Linked DNA regions of Homo sapiens: region 1 is linked to region 2. Evidence: chromatin contacts called from ENCODE Hi-C or POLR2A ChIA-PET data. All regions are on one chromosome and are shown on one strand. The core of a region is the stretch at or near the end of the contact, and the rest is flanking DNA. Distances in the headings are between cores, read along the strand shown. Region 1 has its middle 80 kb from the start of TBC1D3K. Region 2 overlaps DUSP14 (dual specificity phosphatase 14).

Region 1 (2,700 bases), core at 159-2,658, 340 kb after region 2:
CTGGGGCTCACCCGCCTGCTGTCCACCCCTTCAACATCGGTAGTGGGACTCACAGGCACGAGGCTGGGGCCTTCTGCTGCAGACACAAAGCATACCGCCACCTGAGGTCCAGGGTCATGATTCAAAACCTACTAAGTGCCCATCAGTCCTTTCCCAGGTTGAAGGGAAAACAGGACTCCAGCCCCCACATAGTGCCTGGCCACCTGCTGCTCATGAGGCCTTGTCTCCCCATCTTTAGGAAGGCTTTGTGTGTGTGAAAGTTTTTGCATGCACTTGTCTTAAGCATCTTCACGGCCCTGCAAGGTGGGTTTGATTGTCATCCCCATCTTACAGGTGAAACAGGTTTCCAGAGTCTGAGTAGTTTGCCAAGGCGGGGAAGGGGTGATCCAGGACTCAAACCCAGGTCCTCCAACTGCCACTTTCTCTGACTTTCTGGGGGTCAGTAACCCCAGTCCCTTCTCTCCTAGCCTGTCAGAGATTCAGCAGAGACCCCAGGTGGAGGCTCAGTGAGCTCTGGTGTGTGATAGGGACCTGGGGTCTTGTCACTGTCCTGACACCTTATCCTCTAGGTGGCTTTGAAACCATCCGTGTCACTTTGGGCTTCACCAGAGTTGCCAATCCCAGCCTCAAAATTCAGCCACCCCACCCCAACCTCTGGGGGCTGAGGCAAAGACTCTTCTTTTCTCCACAAAGCTAGAATGAGGACCTTCTGGGGGCCTAAGGTAAGAAATGGTCTATTTCTAAAGGGCCTGGTGTCTGGGTAAGCTCTGTGTATTTTCTTACGTTTGCTTTTTGGGGAACTTCATTCAGAGGAGACTTGGCAGCCTCTCTGAAGACACGGAAGTGATCAATGGCAAAGCTGCAAGAGGCTGTAAGCCCCACCTAGCATGACTTCCTCATTAGGCACATGGGGAAACTGAGCCTCAGTGGGTGGAACAGGCCTGCAGGGGCACAGTTGGGACAAGAACTCCGAACTCCAGGGCCCTCTACAGCTCAGGCTGTGCAAATGGGGCTGGTCCCGAAAGACGGTCCGGGCTGATGTGGGGACTGTCAGGCTGTGAGACGGGGCTCACTGGCCAGCCAGCCCAGAGGCAGCGTAGGCGCTCTGGCAGGAGACCCCCCCCAGGAAGTTTCGAAACCTTCAGCAGGATTTCAGAACCGTTCTAGACCCCATGCAGATTGTTTCTCTGTTAAAGAAGGCGCTTTAAGAAGCTGCCGAAGAGGCTCTGCCTTTGACCGTCAACAGGCATCTTTCCTCTAGTCCATCAGCCCACAAAGACAGGAAATCTGATGGGGGGAAAAACAAATAAAGTCATGCCAAAGTCGGGTGTCAGTAACCAGGGGGGCCGCCTGAGGCGTCGCATCCAACCCCCGCCCAGGTTTCCGCCCCGGGCCAGCAGTAGCCAGTCCCCGAGGGCCCATCTTCCAGCCCTGAAGCGGTAAACGCCTCACCTCTAGTGGCGAGTGCGAGGAACCGCACCCTAGCCCGCCTGACTGTCCAGCCCCGGGTGGTGCCCATCCTGCCTGTTGTTCCCTCTCAAACCAAATAAACCTCCCGACGTATGGACTCTGGCTGTCGTAGATGCAGACTCTCCTGCAATGCTTAACACCGTTTTGCTACCACGTGACGGCTGCAGACACTGTCCTCAAACTGCAGCCCCACAACGCAATTTTTGTACTTTCATCTGACATACCCGAAGGTGTCCTTTTTAAGTCTTGTTAATATTCATAATGACGTATAATCCAAAGTAAATGGAAATGTCATATTGTGATTGCAATGGAAACGGCATATTGCGACTGCATTGCCTTGGCGAGACTGTCGTCCTAACAGATTTTGAGGGGGCGGGGATGGTGGCTCACGCCTGTAATCTCAGCACTTTGGGAAGCCAAGTTGGGAGGTTCACTTGAAACCAGGAGTTCGAGCCCAGCCTGGCCAACATGGAGAAACCCGTCTGTACAAAAAAAACAGAAAACAAACAAAAAAAAACACAAAACCAATTAGCCGGGTGTGGTGGCACGCACCTGTAGTCCCAGCTGCATTAGAACTGAAGATGGCTCCCCATCTCATACACGGTGAAAGCCAGTCTTTATCAAGTTCTACATGTAGCTGGTGCAGTGTTTCACACCTGTAATCCCAGCACTCAGCACTTTGGGAGGCTGTGGTGGGTTTCACTTGAGCCTGGGAGATAGAGGCTGCAGTGAACCGAGATCACTGCATTCCAGCCTGGGTGACAGAGTGAGACCCTGTCTTAACAAAAGAGACTTGGAGGGGCTGGAGGGGAAGGTGGAAAGGCAGAGGAAAAGGCAACTGGAACTTAGGGTATGGTCTTGTTACTCTTCACCAGGAACCATTTGAGGTAGGCCCCCAAGTTACAGATGGGGAAACTGAGGCCCAGAGAGGTTAAAATACTTGTGCAGAATCACACAGCTGGCTGATGACAGAAGCACGACGCAAACTGAGGCCTCCCAAGACTTTCTGCACCAGGACCAGCCAGCCATGCTGTTACCTACTCATTCAACAAACAGCTGTGGAGTATTGACTCTAACGTCAGTCCCTGCCTGGGCCCCTGAGAGACAGTCATCAGGGAGATCATCTATGAAGACACAATAATGGTATGTTAGAAGGTGACCAGTAGCAAAAACTATGAGCATAAAGGAACTGGGTGGGCAGGCAAGGTTATGCTTAATAGGCAGGTCGGG
Region 2 (2,700 bases), core at 104-2,603:
AAAGTATTTTAGTGAGAGCATTTTACACAGTCATCTGAAGCACTGTTGTGGCCATTTTCTGCTGTTGACTGAACATGAAAAGAAAAGCCGTAGATAGAATTTCAGTTAACTGCTGATTCTGGTGGTTGTCATCTTTTTTTTTTTTTTTTTTTTTTAAAGAAAAGTAACCTCCGTGGCATTAGGATGGATGCTGTCTCTGATTAGGCCATGACCCCATGTAGCAATTCTGAGTGTCAGGTACCACTGCTCCAGGTATGGATGCCAGTGCTGACCACAAGGCTACAAGGCTGATGCCCGCATCCCAGGAGCTCTGTGGAGCAGGGAGCAATCAGGTGTTATTAATATTAGTGTATGCATTACTGAGATTAGAGGCCCGCTGGGAAGACACTAATCTTGTATTTTGTTCAGTACTTAGTGTTCGATGCTTATTATCCAAAAAGACCAGCATCGTCTCTGAGAAGATGTTAAGAACAAACCAGACTGGGCTCAGTGGTTCAAGCCTGTAATCCCAGCACTTTGGGAGGCTAAGGCAGGTGGATCACCTGAGGTCAGGAGTTCAAGACCAGTCTGAGCAACATGGCAAAACTCTGTTTCTACTAAAAAATACAAAAAATTAGCTGGGCATGGTGGCATGCACCTGTAATCCCAGCTACTCGGGAGGCTGAGGCAGGAGGGTCATTTGAACCCAGGAGGCGGAGGTTGCAGTGAGCCGAGATAGCGCCATTGCACTCTAGTCTGGGTGACAGAGAGAGACTCCATCTCCCCCCCGCCCCCGTCCCCCTGCAAAAAAGAAAACAAAAAAACCCAAAAAACCCTGGGGTTGGTTTAGGACAGCTCTTCCTTTCTGTCTTTCACTCTACCCTACCCCCATCCCCCAAGCCAGGAAAATATTTTTTCCTCCAAGAAGCACGTGCCATTGCCAGAGCATCTTGGGAAGGCCAAGTTGAACACCATAGACAGTGATGTGGTCATTCTTAAGCATTCTTCCTGGTCATCATCGTCCCAGAGACCATTGTCCTGCAGTGGGATGGCATGTTCACTCAGAGAGCACCATGCAATTTGTGATCCCTCAAATACGGGTCAAACTCTGCTACCCTATCTCCTTTCCCTGTCTCCCAGGACACATTTACTGAGTAGATTTTCATGCACCTGTGATATAATACCCATGGGTTTTTTATTTTTTACCATCCAGTTCTACTGATCTGATCTGAGAACTGGCTGACTCTAGGGCTTCTTGTAGTGCCTACTCTGGGGCTGCTCCTTGCTGAGGTCCACCCTCTGCAGCCAGGGGGATGTTTTGTGCACCAAATGGTGTACCAGGATGTGGCAGTAGTTCCCTGTTCTGGCACTAGGGGAAACTGGAGCAGCTCGGCCCATCTGGGCTTAGCCTTTCTGTAAGTAGCACTGAAACACCTTCTTAGGCAGATCCACACCCCCCCGCGTGTGTGGCAGACGCTGGCTGGTGGTGTGGAGCGCCGCGAGGCAGGTGATGAGAACACAGCCACGATTTAGTCACCGCAGAGAAGCAGTGTGTGGACTTGAGCTAGAAATCCGGACACCTTCCATCTTTTCCTAGTTTCACTTCTCAAGTTGAAATCTCTCACCCTTTCTGAACCATGTATTTTCCAATCTGTCAAGGGGGTCAGGAGTGTTTGTCAGAGAAGCATCTATAGCATCTGTGCCCTCTACGTGCCCTCTGGCGGAAGTTGTTTTCCTGAAACTTTGGACCAGCTTTGGCATTTTAAGCAGGTTTGTTGGCAAAGAGATGGACTGGCAGCAGCAGGGAGGGAGCAATGTGTCTGTCTCACTTGGATTCTGCCCCGAGGGCTCACAATCTGTTTTCCCTGCAGCACCAAGTACCCTAGCGCCACTCAGCAAATGCGAGTTAACGGAATCAGCCCGGCTTCTACAGGGAACCTGGGCTCCTTTGCCTCAGGAAGGCAAGTGGCTTCCCAGACAGCGTAATTTGGGAGGATGCATCGCTCTGCCACCCAGGCTGGAGTGCAATGGCGCGATCTCAGCTCACTGCAGCCTCTTCCTCCCGGGTTCAAGCGATTCTCTTGGCTCAGCCTCCCTACTAGCTGGGATTATAGGCATGCACCACTGCACCTGGCTAATTTTTGTATTTTTAGTAGAGACGGGGTTTCACCATGTTGCCCAGGCTGGTCTCAGGTGATCTGCCCGCCTCGGCCTCCCAAAGTGCTGGGATTATAGGCGTAAGCCACCGTGTCTATGGCCAAGCCTCTCTGAATTAGACAACAACTAGATAACCTACTTGGAAATTTGATTAGCATCTTCCAGATTTTCCACAATGAGGAGCGTCATCCCCAGCAGCTTGAAGGCCTAATTTTGTGTTTATTACCACAGTGACTTTGCTTTTTAAACCAGTAGGATTCTGCCAGGGAAGACTTGGAAGTGGCAGGAGACCCTGCTCTGCTGTAGGAAAGGATGTTCTCAGAGTTTCTGCCCTGTTCATAGTTTACATCCAATGCACACACACGCAGTTTCCTTATGTGACTGCGTCCTTGTTCCTCCTCATGCTGTGATTTCACCTGTGGACTGCTCTGTGTACTCCCATAGCATTAACCAGTCATGGGATGTGGGCTCCCAAAGCGAGGCCTAGCCTCGAGTGAGGAGGCAGCTCCCTTCAGAGAAGGGCAGTGTCCAGGAGGGACTTGTGGTCTGTTAGCACCAGTACAC

The links. Hi-C counts contacts between places; a loop is a spot of excess contacts on that map. ChIA-PET counts read pairs that join two places held with the same protein, here RNA polymerase II (POLR2A). Pooled maps may share reads with other maps.
Region 1: a pooled map shows a loop between it and region 2 (2.5-fold over the local background). The contact joins two enhancer-like sites. A Hi-C loop is called at or near these places in 5 of 50 pooled maps. POLR2A ChIA-PET finds 5 or more read pairs at or near these places in 3 of 52 experiments (HEK293T, K562 and Panc1).

The regions. Positions count from the first base shown.
Region 1 is chr17:37,843,428-37,846,127 of GRCh38, forward strand. It overlaps the pseudogene YWHAEP7. Among named protein-coding and RNA genes, the nearest start is that of TBC1D3K, 80 kb to the right of the region's middle. RefSeq lists enhancers at 1-429, 765-1,265. Within about 2 kb of position 1,409, at least 4 of the 41 ENCODE cell types and tissues checked have a DNase peak (open chromatin) inside an H3K27ac peak, as active enhancers do.
Region 2 is chr17:37,505,503-37,508,202 of GRCh38, forward strand. All of the region lies in intron 1 of DUSP14 (dual specificity phosphatase 14), which reads left to right. Among named protein-coding and RNA genes, the nearest start is that of DUSP14, 17 kb to the left of the region's middle. RefSeq lists enhancers at 1,510-2,010, 2,011-2,511. Within about 2 kb of position 1,354, at least 3 of the 41 ENCODE cell types and tissues checked have a DNase peak (open chromatin) inside an H3K27ac peak, as active enhancers do.